2 separate regions of the Homo sapiens genome follow, and region 1 is linked to region 2. Evidence: read pairs that join two places in POLR2A ChIA-PET (ENCODE). Cell type or tissue: B cell. All regions are shown on one strand. Region 1 overlaps TMEM131 (transmembrane protein 131). Region 2 overlaps TMEM131 (transmembrane protein 131).

Region 1 (4,000 bases), 110 kb before region 2:
ACAATTTGATAAACTGGACACCATGAAAATTATAAACTTCTGCTCTTTCAAATATTATATAAAAAGAATGAAAAGGTATGACACAAACTGGAAGAAAAGACTTGCAAATCACATATCTCAAGAAAGACTTGTATCCTGAACACATAAGGAACTCTCACGAACTCAATGAGAAAACAAACAACTCAACTTAAAAAACAGGCAAAGAACTGAACAGACACTTCACCAAAGAAAACATATGGATGGCAAATAAAAAGATGCTCAAAATCAATTTTCACTGGAGAATGCAAATTAAGATAAAAATGGCCTAACACTGTACACCTAGCTGAGTGACTCGCATCACAAAAAACCCAAACCTCACAATACAGAGTGCTAATAAGGATGTGGAGCAACCAAAACTCTCATGTTTCTCATGGGAATACAAACTGGAACAGTTGTTATAAAAAACTGTTAAAATCTGTAGGTAAATATTTACAGTGAGTTTATTTATAATAACTCCAAACTGGAAACACCCCAAAAGTCTTCAACTAGTGAATGAATAAACCACACAGTGACACCGCCAGCCAATGAAATACTATTCCATAATAATAAAGTGGTACAAAGAACTGATACAGCCTACTACACCAACCAATATGAAATGCATTATGCTAAAAGAAAGAAGCCAGACTAAAAATGCTATATGCTACATGGTTCCATTAATACAGTCTTCTGGAATAGGCTACACTCAGTGGTTTGAGTTGACCAAATTGTTGATTATATGACCTTATGGGTTTGTCAAAACTCAGAACTATACACTAAAAGGGTGAATTTCACTGCAAGTATACTATAATTTAAAAACAAATACATATAAAATATATATTAAATACATCAGTGTGTCTATGTATATATATGTGTGTGTCTGTGTGTGTATATCTCTCTCTCTCTTTTTTTTTTTTTTTTTTTTTTTACTGTTTTGGGTGAATCCACGAGGGTTGCGGATTCACTCAAGCATATTTTAGCCTGGACCTTTTTTCATAAGGGTCTCAGTGTTCATGTTCCCCTGGGGCAAGAACAAATAATTGAATGTTCAGGTTTAACTCTTGGTGGGCAAGATTAAAGCCAAATTAACTTTAAAACAACAAAATCTTGAAATGAAGTAGATAATATCACTGAGTTCAGGCAGTCCACCCACACTTTTTATTGTTGTGAATTTAATTCTACAGAATCATATGACTGGTCACCCTTTTATCACCTTCCTAACTCCCTCTGACAATATAAGGATTCACAGAACTGACACTGAGAGACATAGAGAGGACTCTCCGGCAGTATGAAAAAAACAAAACAAAACAAAACATGACAATATCATTTTCCCATCTAAGATGCCAGTGCTTGTAATACAGATGTTTTATACCATACCAAGAATGAGAAAAAGAAAAAAAAGAGAATGTTCAAAAATGCAGACCTAACAGATCTTCAGATAAAACAAGGAGTGAGGATGACAAGTACAAACCTGACCCACAGAAAGGGGCAGTGAAGAAAACTTATGTGAGTCATTCTGGGCACCGCAGGAAGGGAGAAAAACTAACTTATTCTTAGAATTTGCGCTATATATCAGTACTCATAGAGGTGTGTGGTCTGAATACATACCAGTGGTCTAAAAAAACCTCAAGCAGACAATTTAATGTTTCCTTGGTAGTGTTGAGACCACCAGTGCCATCCTCTCTGGAAAAACACACCCTTAATCCAGGCTGACCATGACTGTAAGGTGCCCTTGACTGTAACATGGGTCTCAATTTCTGATATAAAAGATGTGAAAAAAACATTTACCTATGTAACGAACCTGCACATCCTGCACATGTATCCCTGAACTTAAAATAAAAGTTGAAAGAAAAAAAACAGTAGCAAAATTAGTACAATAAATGCTGTGTATCCACCTAAAAAAAATCTAAAATGTTCTCTAAAAAAAGGTGAAAGTTTTAGAATTATGGTATTCCTACCCAAGAACAGTTCTAGTGTCAATGAAGAGATTCATAAGGCCTATGTTTATTACTGAAAATGTATCCAGAGGAAAACTGGTTTCCTTTAAGGTTTTTATGAGAACTTAATTTGATTTAAAAATGTCTATATTCAAACAATACCCTTTTAAGGCCCATCTAAACTCCAAAGAGTTAGAAAAATCACCATGGAATGTTTAATTTTTAGTGCAGTTTTCTGCCACTATCGGAACTGGACATCTAGTATGTAGATGATGGATAGGAGATCTGAGTTTCTAGTAATACCACTAAGAAACCGTAATTTTCCCAAGTCAGCACTGTACCATAGCTCAGTCCCTGGGCTTTTTCCTTCCTTGGTGATCTCATCCAGATCCATGGCTTCAGATATACACTAGTGACTCCTAAATTTCTATTTCTAGTCGAGTTCTCATATACCAAACTCGAATACTATCTGCCTATTTGCCACCTCCTCTTGGATATCTAGGAGATACCTGAAATCTAACATGTCCAAATTGAACTACTGATTGTACCTCTGAAACCCGTTCTACCCTCTGCCTTCTTCAATTCAGCTGACTCAACTCTGTCCTTCTAGTTGCTCAGGACAAAATTCTAGAGTCAATTTTGACTCTTCTCTTTCTCTCAAATCCCACATCAGGAAATCCTGTTGGGTGTATCTTCAAAACATACAGCATATCTCATTTTATTGTGCTTTGCTTTACTGCACTTCGCAGGTACTGCAGTTTTTTGTTTGACAAATTAAAGGTTTGTAGCAACCACGCATCAAGCAAGTCTATCAGTGTCATTTTTCCAACACCATGTACTCACTTTCTATCTCTGTGTCACATTTTGGCAATCTTGCAATATTTCCAAATTTTTCATTATTATTATATCTGCATGGTGATCTGTGATCTTTGATGTTGCTACTGAAATTGTTTTAGGGCACCACAAATTATGCCCACATAAGATGGCAAGCTTAAATCGAAAAATGTTATGTGTGTTCTCATTGCTCCACCAACTGCTGTTCTCCCAACTCCCTTCCTCTCCTCAAGCTTCCCTATTCCTAAGATACAATAATATTACAATTAGGCCAATTAGTAGCCCTACAATGGCCTGTAAGTGTTGGAGTAAAAGGAAGGGTTGCACATCTCTCACTTTAACCCAAAATCTGGAAATAAGGTTAGTGAGGAAGACATGCTCAAAGCCAAGAGAGGCTCAAAGCTAGGCCTTTAGTGCCAAACAGCCAAGCTGTGAATGCAAAGGAAAAGTTGTTGAAGGAAGTTAAAAATGCTATTCCAGTGAACACACATGTGGTAAAGAAGGAAAACAGCCTTATTGCTGATAGGGATAAAGCTTTAGTGGTCTGGATGGAAGAGCTAAGCAGCCACGGCATTCTCTTTTTTTTTTTTTTTTTTTGAGATGGAGTTTCGCTTGATGCCCAGGCTGGAGTGCAATGGCGTGGTCTTGGCTCACTGCAATCTCTGCCTTCCAGGTTCAAGCGATTCTTGTGCCTCAGCCTCCTGAGTAACTGAGATTATAGGTGCACACCACCACACCCAATTTTTGTATTTTTAGTAGAGATGGGGTTTCACCACGTTGGCCAGGTTGGTTTCGAACTCCTGACCTTAGGTGATCCACCTGCCTCAGCCTCCCAAAGTGCTGGGACTACAGGCGTGAGCCACCACGCCTGGCCTTGCCATACCATTCTCTTAAGCCAAAGTCTAATCCAGAGCAAGGCCCTGACTCTCTTTAATTCTGTGAAGGCTGAGAGAGGGGAGGAAGCTGCAGAATAGCTGAAAGCTAAAAGGGATCGATTCATGAGGTTTAAGAAAAGAAGCCAGCTCCATCACATAAAAGTGCAAGGTGAAGCATTAAATGCTGATGTACAAGTTGCAGCAAGTTATCCAGAAGATCTAGCTAAGATCATTGATGAACGTGGCCACACTAAACAACAAATTTTCCATGTAGATCAAGCAGCCTTCTGTTGGAAGATACCATCTAAAGAGAAGTCAGTGCCTGGCTTCAAAGCTTCA
Region 2 (4,000 bases):
ATGATGAAAATTACCAGTAAGCCAATAGAAAGAACTTCCTCAGCGATTATGAACACTTATTAAAAACTTACAACTGACATCGTACTTGATGGTCAAAGACTGAATGTTTCCCCCCAAAATTGGGAACAAGGAAAGGAAGCTGTAAACACTATCTAAAAAAAAAAAAGGTGCTATTAGAACAAGTAAGGTTATAGCACGTAAAGTTAATAACAAATATCAATTACATTTCTATATACAAGCACTGAACAATTGAAAAATAAAATAAAATATAATTTCATTGTATTTGGAAAAAATACAATCGGTTGTATACAGAACAAATATCCAATTGTTTGTATACTTGTATACAATATACAATTGTTGTATATGGAAAAAATACAATTCCCTATACAACAGCCTCCAAAAACATGAGAGATAAATACTGTTTAAAGAAATTAAAAAAGATCTAAATAAAGAGATGAATCTTGTTTGGGATTAAAAACTCCATGTTGTTATATCAATTCTCACCAGTTTGATTAGAGTTAATGTGCTCTCAATCAAAATCTCAGGTTGTTGTTGTTTTCGAAATTGACAAGTCTGAAATTTACATGGAAATGGAAGTAACTAAAACAGCCAAAGCAGTTGCAGTATTCATACTGCCTCCCTTTAAAGACTTACTAAAAGACTGCCGTAACCAAGCTAATACAGAACTGACAAAATGATATGTAAATCAACAGAACAGAATTGAAAATCGAAAAACAGACACGCAAATACATGGTCAACTGAGTTTCAATAAAGGTGCCAAAGCAACTCAATGGAGGAAAATGAAAGTCTTTTCATAAATTGTGCTGCAACAGCTGAATATGCAAATGCACTTTAAAAAGTGAACTTACGGGAAATTGTAGGTCAATATTTTAAAAGTCAACAACAACAAAAAGCATGCTTTTGTGTTCTATTCCCTATTGCAATATGCATTATTTACATATTCCCATTATTTGAATACGCAAATAATGAATATTGACTCCCACCTCCTACCATATATAAAAATTAGCTCAGAATGGATTACAGACCTAAATAAACAGCTAAAACTATAATGTTCTAGAGAAACACACAGGAGAAAATTTTTGTGATCTTGTGGTAGGCAAAAATTCTTACAGGATACAGAATATACACAGACCTGTAAATGAAAAAATTGAAAAACTGTACTTCATTAAAATTTAAAATATTTACTCTCAAAAAACGCTGCTTAAAAAATGAAAAGGCTGCCTGGCGCAGTGGCTCACGCCTGTAATCCCAGCACTTTGGGAGGCCGAGGCAGGTGGATCACAAGGTCAGGAGATTGAGACCATCCTGGCCAACAGGGTGAAACTCCATCTCTACTAAAAATACAAAAAAATTAGCCGGGCGTGGTGGCGGGTGTCTGTAGTCCCAGCTACTTGGGAGGCTGAGGCAGGAGAATGGTGTGAACCCGGGAGGTGGAGCTTGCAGTGAGCTGAGATAGCGCCACTGCACTCCAGCCTGGGCAACAGAGTGAGACTCCGTCTCAAAAAAAAACTATAATGAAATACCACTAAGTACCCACTGAAATGACTGACAACATCAAGTGTTGGGGAAAGACATACTGTAAAATCAACTGGAACTCTCACATCCTGCTGGTAATGGTTTGACAGTTTCTTCTGAAGTTAAACATAATCTTACCATACAACTCATCAATCTACTCCCAGGTATTACTTGCGAGAAATGAAAATATTTGTCCACAAAAAAACTTTTACTTAAACCTTCATAAAAGCTTTAATCATAATAGCCCTAAACTTGAAACAACCCAGAAATCTATTAACAGGTAAAAAACTAAATTGTAGTTTACTTAGCAATAAAAAGAAACAAACATGATAAATGTAACGTGAATTTCAAAAGCATTATGCAAACTGAAACAAGTCAAAACAAAAGACTGCATGTAGTATGATTCCATTTATTTACAATTCTAGACCACGCAGCAGCTACAGAAAGTGACAAAAAGCAGAGCAATAGTTGTTGCCTGAGACCAGTGATGAGGAAAAGGCACTGATTGCTAACAGGCACAGGGGAACTTTCTGAGATGATGGAAATGTCCTACATTAAGATGGTGCCATTTTCACAACTGTATGTTTATGAAACTAATCAAAATGCACACTTCAAACTAGTGAATATTACTGTATGCAAATTATACCTCAATAGAGTTGGCTAAAACATAAAGGAAAGAAAAAGAAAGCTGGCACAAGTTTAGTCATGTTCAACCTTACAGCATTGTTTTAAAGTAGGTTATTACCCTGGGCTCTTAATACCCTGAAGGCACATAGATGTCACCTCATTTCTGTCTTTTATTAATTTCTTGTATGTTAAAAGTGGGAGAAAAGGAGCTTTACTAATTTTTGATAGCTTTTTTGTTTCCTTAAGGTCTCAGGAACCAGTCAGCTTTAAGAATTTTTGAGATTGCAGGCCAGGTATGGTGGCTCATGCCTGTAATCCCAGAATTTTGGGAGGCTGAGGTGAGCAGATCACTGGAGGTCAGAAGTTTGTGACCAGCCTGGCCAACATGGCTAAACCCTGTCTCTACTAAAATTACAAAAATTAGCTGTGCTTAGTGGTGGGCACCTGTAATCCCAGCTACTCAGGAGGCTGAGGCAGGAGAACCGCTTGAACCAGGGAGACGGAGGTTGCAGTAAGCGGAGATCGCGCCACTGCATTCCAGCCTGGGTGACAAGAGTGAAAACTCCATCTCAAAAAATAAATAAATACAATAAGAATTTTTGAGATTGCTAGAATAATTTCCCTTTGTTGTTGTTGTTATATATAAGCTAGAATAATTTTATCTTCACTTATAAATCAGATGTTTATACTACATCACATATTTTTAAAAGTTTTTCTTCTATGCAAATGCATAGTGGTAAATTTTTGCTAAAAGTCTGAAATATCTAGATACAGAATGAATTAATATTTGGAAGAATAAGTTAACTTCTCAAATATAAATGTTTTCCAGAATCCAGTTCTAACAGGCTTACATAAAAGTGGCACAGGTATAGTGTACAGTAATATTCTAATACTCCAACCGACTTCCAAGGAAACTGGCAAATCAAGCATTCACATTCCTGAATGTTCTACTAATAGAATGACAGCAATCCCTACACACTTATTACCACATACAGCTGCAGTTAAAGGTCTTTCTCAAGAAATCTCCTATGTCCCCAGACAAAATAATAATAATAAAGGAGACCACCACCTACAAGGTCAAAAATACTGCTGTAATACAATTTAGGAAATTAGGAGAAATGTTAAGGCATTCTACTTTTATACTGGATTTATTCAAGGCTGGTCTCTAATCTCTGTTTCCTTGCAATTTTGCTCATGTCACTTCCTATTACTGAAAATGATATGCAAGCCACATACCTCCTCTTTAGAGTAAATTCAGTTCCACTGCAAACAAATTGCAGGGAAATACAGTTGGGAAAGAAGTCAATGTTTTCCATAATTTCTTTAAAACAGTCAAATAAATATTACAGAGGAAAGCAAAAATCACATGCAACTAAGAATTGGATCTATTTTTATCATATCAAGCTTGTTAAACACACATTTGAAATATACGTCCTTGACTAAGTCAATTCTACTGCAATCAAGATTTTTCCTTAAACCACCTGTTTACTCCCAGACAGAAAAACACATCGAAACAGAAATAACCCAAGTAAAATGTCTAACCATATCTCCTAAATGCTTTCTACATCCTGACACTGTACTATGCAATCTGCATGCACTATTCTTATTTAATTCCAACAAATCCTGGGAAGGAAGATACTAATCTATAAAACAGAAATAAGTTACCAAGCAGTAAATTAATACACACTATTATCAGCAAACTTTGGGAAAACACTGACTCTTGGTCTTTACAACCTCAGTCTCTTCATCTATAAAATATAGATACAATTCTTTTTTGTGGGAAAGAGAGTTTCTAGGGTGCCAGATGAGTTGGTCTCCCCTGTGTGAGACACCCACT

What was found. Peaks named below come from ENCODE experiments on the same cell type or tissue, not always from the same donor. Only the 100,000 strongest peaks of a DNase experiment are listed, where the experiment ranks them.
Region 1: POLR2A ChIA-PET joins it to region 2 with 7 read pairs; 3 of 35 experiments call an interaction of 5 or more read pairs at or near these places.

What each region holds. Positions count from the first base shown.
Region 1 is chr2:97,848,798-97,852,797 of GRCh38, forward strand. The region is part of intron 5 of TMEM131 (transmembrane protein 131); the gene reads right to left. Among named protein-coding and RNA genes, the nearest start is that of ZAP70, 140 kb to the left of the region's middle. In B cell, no CTCF peak of the experiment used is centred here; no DNase peak of the experiment used is centred here.
Region 2 is chr2:97,960,983-97,964,982 of GRCh38, forward strand. All of the region lies in intron 1 of TMEM131 (transmembrane protein 131), which reads right to left. Among named protein-coding and RNA genes, the nearest start is that of TMEM131, 33 kb to the right of the region's middle. RefSeq lists an enhancer at 2,160-2,239. In B cell, no CTCF peak of the experiment used is centred here; no DNase peak of the experiment used is centred here; H3K27ac peaks cover 1,319 bases.